Linked DNA regions of Mus musculus: region 2 is linked to region 1. Evidence: chromatin loops called from intact Hi-C (ENCODE). Cell type or tissue: heart. All regions are shown on one strand. Each heading gives the region's core, and the rest is flanking DNA. Links, peaks and the distances in the headings are about the cores only. Region 1 holds the start of Zfp346 (zinc finger protein 346). Region 2 has its middle 27 kb from the start of Fgfr4.

The links. Hi-C counts contacts between places; a loop is a spot of excess contacts. Peaks named below come from ENCODE experiments on the same cell type or tissue, not always from the same donor. Only the 100,000 strongest peaks of a DNase experiment are listed, where the experiment ranks them.
Region 2: a loop joins it to region 1, with 3 times the contacts of the local background. A loop is called at or near these places in 14 of 42 quality-filtered maps.

What each region holds. Positions count from the first base shown.
Region 1 is chr13:55,102,978-55,109,281 of GRCm38, reverse strand. It overlaps Zfp346 (zinc finger protein 346), which reads right to left and starts at 3,973. Exons shown (of 7, transcript NM_012017.2): 1 at 3,764-3,973. The coding sequence starts at 3,938. In heart, for the core only: a CTCF peak has its summit at 3,842; DNase peaks (open chromatin) are centred at 3,151 and 4,001; H3K4me3 peaks cover 1,689 bases; H3K27ac peaks cover 1,871 bases.
Region 2 is chr13:55,176,460-55,182,763 of GRCm38, reverse strand. No RefSeq gene overlaps it. Among named protein-coding and RNA genes, the nearest start is that of Fgfr4, 27 kb to the right of the region's middle. In heart, for the core only: CTCF peaks have their summits at 3,959 (motif pointing right) and 4,694 (motif pointing left); DNase peaks (open chromatin) are centred at 3,973 and 4,483.

The DNA.
Region 1 (6,304 bases), core at 2,392-4,891:
TGCTGAGTTCAATCCTTGAGCTCCACACCGTAGAAGGAAAGCACTGATTACCCCAGGCTGTCTTCTAATCTCCACAGGAGTGCTAGGACACCCATATGCCCACACACTTATACATAAATGTAAGAAGAAATAAAGAAGATAGCCAGACATGGTGGTGCATGACTTTAATCCCAGCATTCTGTGAGTTTGAGGCCACAGCCTGGTCTACCCAGAGTGTTCCAAGTCAGCCAATGTAACATCTTCAAGGACCCACATTGGGAAAGGAGAAAACCAACTCCTGCAAGTTGTTCTCTGACCTCCATACACACCATGGTACCACATACTCTCTAAATACACATAAGAAAAAAAGTCAGGGGCTGGCGAGATGGCTCAGCGGGTAAGAGCACAGACTGCTCTTCTGAAGATCCTGAGTTCAAATCCCAGCAAAGACATGGTGGCTCACAACTACCTGTAATGAGGTCTGACGCCCTCTTCTGGTGTGCCAGAAGTCAGCTACAGTGTACTTATGTATAATAATAAATGAACCTTTGGGCCTGAGCACATAGGGACTGAGTGAGTGGAGTTGATCGGAGCAAGCAGAGGTCCTAAAGATTCAATCCCCAACAACCACAACCATCTGTACAGCTACAGTGTGCACTCACATACATAAAATAAATAAATCTAAAAAAAAAAAAGAAAAAAGTCACTGAGTTGGGGCTGCAGAGATGATTAGCCAATAAGAACATGTGCTTTTTTTTCTTCTAGAGGACCTGAGTTTGGTTCACAGCTCTCATGTTGGTTCACAACTGCCTATAATTCCAGTTCCAAGGGATCTAACACATCTGTATGTACTCTGACATGGGCACACACATTTTATAATTAGAATGTAAGTGCTGGAGGTATCTAAGTGTGACTGGAGAACTTTCAACAGGGACACGAACTGAGCACTAATTATTATGCTCACATGTATGTAAGCAGCTGCTGTGTTCTCTGCTTTAAGGTCCAGGGCACACTTCCCCAAGGCCACTGCCCTTTGCTGCATCTCCTATTCTGAGGCACCCCTCTTCCCTTCTCCCCTTACATTATACAATAACTGTGAAGTGGGAATTTAAGGGTTCTTTGGAGTTAGTTGTGTCGCATAGTGTCTTGCTGGGGCAAACACATGAAGGAGTGTTTTCCTGAAGTGGACACAGGTGAAAGGCTAAGGCAGACTCGTGAAGGAACATTTTGCTGAAGCAGACACAGTAGAGAGGATGTTCAGCTAAAGCAAGCACGTGAAAGGACTCATGATGAAAGATTCTTTGCTAATGACTCACATGTGTTGGTCGGCCTTACACTGTGTAGTTGAGCTGCATCTGTCAGGACTCCTCAGACTCTGGCTGCTTGGATGCACGTGCTGAGGCAAGGCACGTGGAGGACACATGATGTTGGGAGGCTATAAATAGGACTCTATCAAGTGATGGAGACAGAGCTTGGCTTGCTGGCACAGCTAAGCTGCAATGTTTGTAGGTCTCTTGTCTTCACTGATCTTCGATTCCCTGAGAGAGGCACAGCTGAGAACTTCTGGTGTCCCTGCTGTCCCTCCTGCTGACTCGAGCCGAGGCTGAGGCCTGGCTGTCTCTGCTAGGTCGTGTCACCACAGTTGCTAACCCGACTCTACCAGACTGGAAGGCTGGTGTATCCATGACGTGTTTGCAAGTGGACTGAGCTGCTGTCGACTGCTAACCTGTGAACTGAACTGCTGATTTCCAGATAACATAGACAGGCGTTGTTCCAAAGAACCTTTCTAAACCCGTCCACTTCCCCTGTATCCTTTCTTTTCCACTACCTTTGGTGGGTGGTGGGTTACAAGGGAGGTTAAAACATTTAAGAACCATCATTAAAAGTAAAATTTAAAAAACGAAAGTTATACAACTGTTTTGGTGTTTGCCTCCAGGACGGACTGCAAGCTACTCCAGAGTAAGAACAGCATCGTCTTCATCCCTAAGGCTCTGAGGTCCAGCTGGCCCTGGGAATGTCAAATTCATGAAAGGAAATCTGGGTCAAGGAGACAACTTTGTACTACAATTTTTTTTGAGGCAAGAGTCTTATTTATCCCATGCTTCTCTCAAACTTTTTTTCCCTCCCTGAGACAGTTTCTTTGTGTAGCTCTGGCTGTTCTGGAACTGTCTCTGTAGACCAGGCTGCCCTCGAACTAAGAGACTCAACCAAGTGCTGGGATTAAACGCATGTGCCAGAACTGCCTGGTTCAAACTCAGTATATAGCTGAAGCTGGCTTGAATTCTTGATCCTATCTCAACCACTTGAGTGCTGAAAATGACATGTATCTGCTACCACAACTGGCTCAAAAAAATGTTTAAAAGTACAAAAGTAGAGACTCAGAAATGGCATATACATTTATTAGGAGCCAGACTTAACAGTATTAGATTGGGGATGCATACACTTAAATTCGACGTATCTTGGGGTCAGAGAGATGGTTCAGTGGTTAAGGCCATGTACTGCTTTTGTAGAGAACCAGGGGTTCAGTTCTCAACACCCACATGGTAGCTTATAATGGTACCTCGAGTTTCGGGGGATATGATACCTTCTTCTTATATCTTTGGGTACCTGTCATTCATATACACATACATGCAAGCAAAACACTCATCACATAAAATAAAAACATATTAAAAATTTAAATATATCTCCCTTTAATATGGTAAAAAAAAAAAAAAATCCCAATTTTATCCAGGGCAAGCAGTTCACAAACACATTAAACTTCCCAAGATTAGTCTGCTCAGCAAGCAAAATAACCAGGGAAAGACTTCTCTGCAGGGACCTGATAGGTTAGCACAGAAACCCAGATAACAGTTCTTGTACATTTGGGTTAGTATTAAGTAGCTAGCTCGGGAAGGGACTCTGAAAAGAGAAAGAGGCCAGCTCGCCCTGCACTCCTCTAGTATCCTTGTTACCCACCCAGTTTTGGTTCAAACAGAGCCATCTGGTAAGGTTCTGCCCAGAAGTGCACCCTGAGTGAGTATACACTGTTCTCCACAACTCTGCATCGAGTGTGAGATGAAGCAGTCAGAGGCAAGATGAATACCTAAGCTTCCCCGCCTCCTGGGCCTCCTCAGTGGAAAAAGCTGTTGGCAACAGACACAGAAATACGGTTTTGAAGGACATAGTGGTGCAAGCCAGCGATGCCCACACTGAGGCAGGGAGACCCATGCAAGTTCAAGGCCAGCCAAGTCTACCAAGGAAGAAACATGGCAAACCAGGACGCAGTCATCAAGCCCAGGAGCTGGGATTCAAGAAGACCTTCCAGAGCTCACGTTGGTCCTCCCTCTCACTAGGAAGGATGAGGGCAGGAGGTCCACCACGAGTTGGAACAGTGAGAGGCGTCGCAAAATAAATGTAATAATAATGAAGTAAATTAAATAAAGCTATTCGGATCTGTCAGAACCATAGGGCTTTGAGAGGAAAGAGAAGCAATGTGGAGTTGTGGAATTAAAGACAGACAGGGACGGGGGCTGGCTCGCCTACGAGTCAGGCTGGGAAAGTCCTGTCGCTGTCTAAGAGGACAAGACCTAGAATGGGGGGAAACTGTTCGCAAGTGAACGCCCTGGAAAGGAGGACGGACAAATTCCGCAGGGTAACGAGTTACTAGGTCCAGCACCCTTCGCGAGAGCGAGCTCGCAGCTCCGGAACGTCGTGCAGAGGCTGGCGGGCGCCAGGGGAGTGACAGGAGGCAGGGCCATCCCATCCCGCCTCGGTCCAGCCGCCAACCCCGGAGCCCCCGACTCACCTTCCTCCCTCCCCGCCGGCTGCGCACCGGACACAGCTTCCCACAGGCGACGCGCCCTCTCGCGGTCAAAGCGCACTCCGTCCGGTTCCCGACCCTCCGGCTCCTCGGAGCCCTTGTACGGTCCGGCTTCTCCAGGGTCCGCAGCATCCGTAGCATCGGGCGCAGGACACTCCATCTTTCCGGCAAGACGCGCCGTTAAGAAGCTGCGCATGCGGCCTGCTACCACGAGCAGTGGGTGGGCGGGGATTTGACCCGGCCAGCAACTCTCGCGAAGTTTGGGCTCTGCAGAGTCCCGCTGGGGCGGGGCCCTGAGGGGGCGGGGCCCAGAGGAGGCGGGGCCCAGAGGCTCATTTTGTTTTGGTTCCTCTGGCGCCTTAGGAGTCCAGTGAATTGGAAAAAAACGGTTCATGTTGATCACTTCTTAGCTCAGGGCTCTCAGTTTTGCTCAAGGTGAGCCACTGACGGACACTTGTCATTTCCTTTTTCTATATGTGGAAAATTATCTCCCATTTCTTTTCTTTTTTCTTTTTGGTTTTTCGAGACAGGGTTTCTCTGTGTAGCCCTGGCTGTCCTGGAACTCACTCTGAAGACCAGGCTGGCCTCGAACTCAGAAATCCTCCTGCCTCTGCCTCCCGAGTGCTGGGATCAAAGGCATGCACCACCATGCCCGGCAATTTCTCCCATTTCTTTGGAAGAGAACCTAAGACCCAGATTCTAGAAATGTTTTACTTAGCTTATTAAAGCAGACATAATGGTACAGCTCTTCATCTCAATACACAGGAGGTGGAGGATATAAGATTAGGAGCTTGAGGCCAGCCTGGGCTACCTGAGACCCTGTCTAAGAAGCACTTACTAATGGCTGAGCACGGTGGCTCATACTTGCTATTCCAAAATTTGGGAGACTAAGGTTAGAGAAATGCACATTTGAGAAAAAAAAGACATTGTTCGAGAAAAAGATAGTTAAGGCTGTGGTCAAAGTACTCTGGAGGACGCAAGACGACCAGGAGTTCAAGACAAACCTCTGCTCCAATAATAGATCATCTCTCAACGAAACAAAACACACCCACAAAACAAACAAAAACCCAGACAATAATAAGGTTGGATGTGGTGCCTGCCTGTAATTATATCACTCTGGAGGCTGAGGCAGGAGGATTGTCATGATGTATTTGAGGCTAGTGTTGGGAGCCATCTTCACTTTATGGGGTCTGGATGAGAGAGTTAGAGCTTCTCCTTGGTCTGCAGTATCTGATAAGTTCTTGGGCTTGTTCTCAGTTCATTCCCAATAAGTTTATGAGGTAGCATCCTCTGTTCTCAGGAATAAGTCGTTTATCAATCTCTGCCGATGAGTGGTGCCGAGCAAATAGGAGTTTGGGTCCACTGAGGAATACAGTTTACTTCTACCCTCAAGGTGGAGACACAGGCTGCTTGTAAAATGGAATCTTGGTCCATTTTACACGGTAGGAAACAAAACAAAACACTGTTTTACATGATAATGAGGTAAAATAGGGCACTGCTGGTCTTATATTGCTGTAATATTAGTTTTATTATTATTATTACTGTTATTGTTATTATTATTTGTTGTTATATTTTTGAGACAGGACCTATGTAGCCCTGGCTGTCCTGGGACTTACTATGTAGACCCAACTGGCCTTGAACTCATAAAGATCTACCTGCTTCTGCCTGCCAAGTGCTGAAACTAAGACTAAAGGTGTGTACTGCCATGCCTAGCTTTAGGTATCACTTTGAGGCACTGTAAAAAGGCAGAAAATTGAGGCGACCTTGGAGTGACAGAAGCCCCTGACCCAGGGGTCTAGTTTGCTTTTCCTGTTCACTCAGAGTTGGGTAATTTCAAAATAATCCAAGAAGCCAAGGTTGCTATAGTGATAGTGCTTATCTTCCTAAAGACATCTTAGAGGAAGAAACTAGAAACAACTGACTGAGCTGGTGGGATAGGCCAGTCACCCCACAGCTTGGCACATAGAGTTGGAAGGTCAGGAGTTCAAGGCCAATCTGAGATACACAAACTGACTCGTAACAGCAGAAAAGGGCTCTAGGGCTCAGCCTGTAAAGGTGCTTGCTACCAAGCCTGACATCCAGTGTTTGATCCCTGGGGCTCTTACATGATGTAAGTGTCACTAGCAGTTGGGGTTGCATGGGTAGGGACAAGGCCTCTTATCCAAAGAACTGAAGAAGGAGGCGCCATGACTAAGAATGACATACAGAAAGAAGCATTGATTTTGGCTTACAGTTCCAGAGCGAGAGTTCATAGTGGGAAGGAGGCACGGCAGCAGGTGGTCCCCCAGATCAGACATCACTTAGATGTCACAACCCACAACAGCTTGCAGAAGCAGAGTGAGAACTGGTGTGGGGCAAGCTCTAAACTCTCAAAGCCCACCAGAGTGCTGTACTTCCTGTAGAGAGACTCTACCCACTAAAGTTTCCACTACTTCTCCCAACAGCAAAACCAGCTAGAGAGGCCAGGCATGGTGTCGCTCGCCTTTAATCCCAGCACTTGGGAGGCAGAGGCAGGTGGATTTCTGA
Region 2 (6,304 bases), core at 2,554-5,053, 73 kb before region 1:
CTCCTTCACTGCAAGCCTGGGCTTCCTGGCCCTCGTCACTTCTCTGTCTGGCGTCTCCCGGGCTCCCAAACCCTGAGCTGTCAACGTCTGAGAAGAGAGTAGCTTGCTTCTGGGCTCAGGGCATTTGTTGTGCCTTTTAGGACTCTAGAATGTAGTGGCTCCTTCGTACGCTTTCAAGGCCCCTTATAAAAACTAGGTTTGGCTCGGCCTTAGCGCCATCTTCTTTGAAACTCCTGCGCCACGAGAGGGAAGTGGCGGAAGAAGAGAATGCGAATGAATGCGCAGGCTGAGGCGCAAGAGAAGAGAAGAAAGAAGAGGCAGAGGTCCAAGTAAATTAGCTTGTGCACCCACGAAGCCTGCAGGAGCAGAGAGGTAAGGGATGCCGAAGGCCAGGACACCGGAACAAGTTGTTGATCTGTATGCTGCTGTCGGTAGTAAGTCTCAGTGGACCTGGAACGTGATCTGGCCGAGATCACCTGGGAAAATGACTGCCTTTCTTATAACCCAAACAGTCCGGCTGGCTCTCTGCCCTGGACCTTTGGCATTCTGGACTAGGTCTGTTCTCACTTGTGGCCAAGTGTAACTCGTGTACAATAGATACTCTTGCTGTCAGCTGAAGAATCATAAATAAATAAATAAATAAATAAATAAATAAATAAATAAGAAAGGAAAAACAAAACAAAACAAAAAAACTAGGTCTGGAGGTGCAAGCCTGTAAGCTTGGTGGTGGAAAGTGAAGAGACTCCGAAGTTCAAGGTCAGCTAGGTGTGGGGGTGCACACTTTCTGGCATTTGGGAGGCGGGGTCAGGCCTATCTCTGTGGTTTGAGGCCAGGGGGGACTACATAGTAGGACTAACTCAAATAGAAGTTCCAGGTTATTCTTGGTTACATTGTGACTTTAGGGGCAACCTGGGCTATAAGAGAGTCTATCTTAAAAACAAATTGACTGGGCTGGTGAGATGGCTCAGTGGGTAAGAGCACCCGACTGCTCTTCCGAAGGTCCTGAGTTCAAATCCCAGCAACCACATGGTGGCTCACAACCATCCCTAACGAGATCTGACTCCCTCTTCTGGTGTGTCTGAAGACAGCTACAGTATACTTACATATAATAATAAATAAATCTTAAAAAAAAAAAACAAATTGACAAGAGTCACCACTTTTAATCCCAGCATTCAGGGAGGACAGAGGCTGGAGGATCTCAGTGAGTTTCAGGACAGCCTGGTTTACAAAGAGAGTTACAGGACAGCCAGGGCTCAGGAAAAAGAAAAAAAAAAAAGCAAAACAAACAGAACAAAACAAAACAAAACAAACAAACAAACAAACACCCTGGCAAATGGGAAAGGAAACGCTGCTTGCATTGGGCGCCTTTGACTGGACTTAGGTGACTTGGCAAAGCCTCGGCTTCCTCCTTCCTTATCCGAGCTCTCCCGAGCAAGTGCAGCTACTGCAACAGCGTTCCTATGCTGCTGACGCCAGTGCCGTCCTGGGCGGGATGGGTACCCGTTCCATCCACCTTACAGATACTACTAGGCAGGTTATTATGATGATCATGTTAATCCTCTTTGTCAACTGTTGTATGACAAAGCTTTTCCTGGGGAGATGTCTTAGTTAGGGTTTTGCTGCGGTGAACAGACACCATGACCAAGGCAACTCTTTTTTTTTTTTTTTTTTTTTTTTTTTTTTGGTTTTTCGAGACAGGGTTTCTCTGTAGCCCTGGCTGTCCCAGCACTCGGAAGGCAGAGACAGGCGAATTTCTGAGTTCGAGGCCAGCCTGGCAGCCTGGTCTACAAAGTGAGTTCCAGGACAGCCAGGGCTATACAGAGAAACCCTGTCTCGAAAAAACCAAACCAAACCAAACCAAACCAAACCAAACCAAACCAAACCAAACCAAGGAAACATGATCTCGCCTGCATAGTGGAATGTTTCAATCCTAGAGGAAACTTTCACAACATCAACTTGACTCCATGGAAATGCATCTATAGGCCTGTCTACAGAGCTGTTCCTAGAAAGATGGAGAGTGAGAAACACCAGAGTTCATCTTCTGATGCTTTCTGGTTGTGGGTGCCACATGACCACTCTCCTGCCGCCATGCTGTCTCGGACTGTACCCTCCCACCATGAGCCTGAACAAACCATTCCTTCCCTACTTGCTTGCTTCTGTCACAGCAGTGAGAAACTGGTATGCCCCCATCTTGCAGGAGAGAATGCTGAGTCACACAGGGTGACAGAGCCCTGCCTATAACTGGTAGGCCTGGGTATAACTGGCTGTTCTTATAACTGGGATGGTGGGAGGGCACAGAGACCTTGGCTCAAAGCTCACCTCTTCCTCTGGTAGCTAGCTCCCCAACTTTGCATCTAAGCTTCCTCCTCCGTGAAGTAGGTTGGCAGGTCTCACAGCTCAGCTTCCTACCAGAAGCTGGGAAGTTGGATGTTGGAGGGGTAGGCCTGAAATGTATCCAGAGCTGGCATAACACACACAAGTAAGAAGAGTTCCCCTGGGCTGAAGAGTACCGACTGCTCTTCCAGAGGTCCTGAGTTCAATTCCCAGCAACCACGTGGTGGCTCACAATCATCTGTAATGGGATCTGATGCCCTCTTCTGATGAGTCTGAAGAGAGCAATGATGTGCTCATATTCATAAAATAAATAAATAAAGGAGAAGAGGAAGAAGAGGAGGAGGAGGAGGAGGAGGAGGAAGTTCTCCCTAAGGAGGTCAGTCAGAGGCCTGATCCTTGTCTTGGCTCCAGAAAAGCTAAAGCCAGAGATTGAGAGCCCTAATGCAGGCAGAACCAGCTTGGAGTAAGGTCTCAAGAATCCAAGCCTCCACCTTCTATCTCCCATGTGCCCCTGCCAGCTCCATCTAAACTGCCAGCTCGTACCAGGCAGCTCTGTGGGACTCTTTCCAAACATATGCGCTATCATGACATTTGCTGCTGAAAACCTCACCTTCCACCCTTTGCCAGATACTCAACCCCTTGCCAAGGCCCCTGAGATCTATTGGCACAGCTCTGGCAACTCTAGTTTTCTTTCCAGTCCTTGGCTTCTCCCGTCTCCTTAGAGATACCTTGGCCTTTGCACTTGCTGTTCCCACTCTGTGAGACACTTTTTCCCACTGTCTTAGTTAAGGTTTTACTGCTGTGAACAGACACCATGACCAAGGCAACTCTTAAAAAGGAAAACATTTAATTGGGGCTGGCTTACATGTTCTGAGGTTCAGTCCATTATCATCATGGTAGGAAGCATGGCAGCATCCAGGCAGACATGACAGGCATACCGACTGAGCTGAGAGTTCCTCAGGAATCAGGAGACTGTGTGCCACACTGGGTGTAGCTTGAGCATAGGAGACATCAAAGCCTGCCCCCACTGACACACCTCCAACAAGGCCACACCTCCTAATAGTGCCACACCCTATAGGCCAAACAGTCAAACACATGACTTTATGGGGACCATACCTATTCAAATCACAACAACATCCATGGCTATTGCAGAGATACAGGGAATTTCTGGTTGGAGGCACCATGTGGGAGCACCCATGCAGGGGGCTGGGGCTGAGGAGGACCAGACTGAAATCCTGAGTCATGTTAAGGGCCATGGACCCCAATCCTGAAGTCAGTGGAGGGTTTTGAGTAGACGCAGTTGCTTAGCACCTCCCCCAAGCATGGATTAGAAACTTGTTTCTGAAGAAAACTGTCTCCCAGGGAAGTCTGGAGAGAGGGTTCAGTGGTTAAAAACACTTGCTGCTCTTGCTTGGGGACCAAGGGCTCCATCCTGTCCCTAGGTGATCCGATGATCCTGTCCGACTTCTGCAAAGCGCACATACATGCAAGCAGATGAAACATTCACACACGTGAAATAAAATAAACAGTTGAAAGAAAACTGTCCTCCAAGAATGTCCTGATGACCACAAGTTGGATATATTGTATATCCCAATACAAACCACCTCTGAACCAGGCCAAAACAAGATGTTGCATTTCCTGTGGCTACCAGGAGGTGGCACCAACACCCCAGTATGTCACCCTTGACTCTGTTCTGATTGCCTTCACAAACCAGAGACTGGAGAAGAAAAGGGGGTGGGGGTGGGGGGAGGGTAAGGAAAATGACCAGGAGCAAAGCCCAGGATGATGGAGCCAGAGTGGTGCTGTGTACATTTTTTTTCTCTTTCTTTCTTTCTTTCTTTCTTTCTTTCTTTCTTTCTTTCTTTCTTTCTTGGCGTAGCAAAACATGTGGGTCTGGAGTGTGTTTTTCTGTTTTCACCATCATCTGCCCCACAGGCCCCTAAATCACTCACATTGCCCTGTGAGTATTGAGCAAATGCTGTAGTCCTGAGCTGTCCCACATCCCTGCCCGTAGCCCTGGATGGCCTAGAACTCACTATGTGGACCAGGCGAGCCTCCTACTCGGTCATAGAGATCTTGCCTCTGCCTCAAGGGTGCTGTGACTAAAGGCTCCTTTTTGGCAAGTTCTTTATGCCTGACTTGGAAACTCCTGGTCCAAGCTGGAGCCTTGGGATTCCGGAGGTCTAGGCCTCAGGCCAGGGGATGGGAGAGGGAGTGAGTTGTGGCTCTTTCTGGGGCTGGTGAGAAAAGCAGCTCAGTGGCTAAGAGCACTGGCTGCTCTTCCAGAGGTCCTGAATTTAATTCCCAGCAACCACATGGTGGCTCACAACCATCTATGGGGGAATCTGATGCCCTCTTCAGGCAGGCAGGTGTATGTGCAGCAGAGCACTCATACATTAAATAAATAAAATTAAAACAAACAAACAAACAAACAAACAAAAACTACTCTCTGGCTCCTTGCTTTTGTCTCCAGAGGAAGTCATGTCCCAGTTCCCAGCTGTGTCTCTAGGCATAACTAAGTCTATCAACCACCTCACTGGGCTCTCTGGTCTCTTCACTGGCCTGCTACAGTGGGCTTCATCTGATGCCCTGTTCTTTTTCACTCTGTCTACATGAGTGACCTGGAGCTCCTCAGATCTCCCTGTCCCTGCCTGCCATGTTCTGGGCCTTTGCAGAGCCTGCTCCCTCTCTTTGGAATGGTCTCCCTCCCACTCTCTCAAGACAGGCACTGGCCTGCAACTCAGGTTTGATTCCCTCATGGAGCGCTTCCCGAAGGCTCATCATGATCTGTCTTGCAGGATTGTCAAGTGGTTGACCTGCAGGGTTCTCTGTTTAATCATAGTCAGTACTTTCTTGGTTGTTTATTTCACTGGAAACTCCTGGGGGGCGGGGAGCAAGCCTATCTATCTGTCTTCACTCCTGCGGGCAGGGACCAGGCCATCTTCACGGCATGCACAGTGACTGAAAAAATGTCTGGTGGAGAGAGTACTCGCAGGCATTGGGGGCACTGAGGTCACTTCCTCAGAAACATCAATAACTGATCTTGTATTTCTCTTCTTTTGTTTGGTTTTGAGGTAAAATTGTACCTGGAACTCACTTTGTAGTCCAGGTTACCCTCCAACTCACAACAATCCTCCTGTCTCAGCCTCCTAAACTACTGGGAATATAGGCTTAAGCCATCATACACCCCCTTCTTTCTTTTTCAGTGTTTCAGACAGGATCATTATTATCATTATTATTATTATTATTAAAACTTTTTATTATACTTTATGCATTTGTGTGAGCATGAATGTGTATGTAAAGGTCAGATGATAATTTATGGGAGTTGGTATTCTTTTTTCCACCATGTGAGACCCAGAGAATTGAACTCAGGTGATAAGGCTAGCTCACAAATGCCTTTCTCTGGTAAATCACCCCTCTGACCTGAGTCAGGGCCTTATGTAGCCGTAGGTGGCCTTGAACTCCCGATCCTCTTTCATTTCCCTCCCAGGAGGATACAACTGCTGTCCCAGTCATTACCTGCTTACTGTTCCTAAGTCCCTGAAAGGTACTCAGGAGATAGCTCAGCAGTTAAGAGCAATGACTGCTCTTCTGAAGGTCCTGAGTTCAAATCCCACAACTACATGGTAGCTCACAACCACCTGTAATGAGATCTGACTAATTAATAATAATTATTATTTATAATAATAAATAAATCTTTTTTTTAAAGTCACTGCAAACACCCACTTAGGGTCCACATGCTTTTGTTTATGCAGGGGTAGGAACCGAATCCAGGTCTCTGTGTATGCTAGGCAGGCACTCTACCAACTGAGCTACATCCCAGCACCTTGGCTTTTTCCATTCTGAAGTACAAGGTTGAGGTCATTTCCTAACAGTCTCGCAAAGACTTCCTTCCCTTCCCTCCCTCCCTTCCTTTCTTCTCCAATGTAGATCACACCCAAGGATCTCACTAAACGGCATCCACTATCAG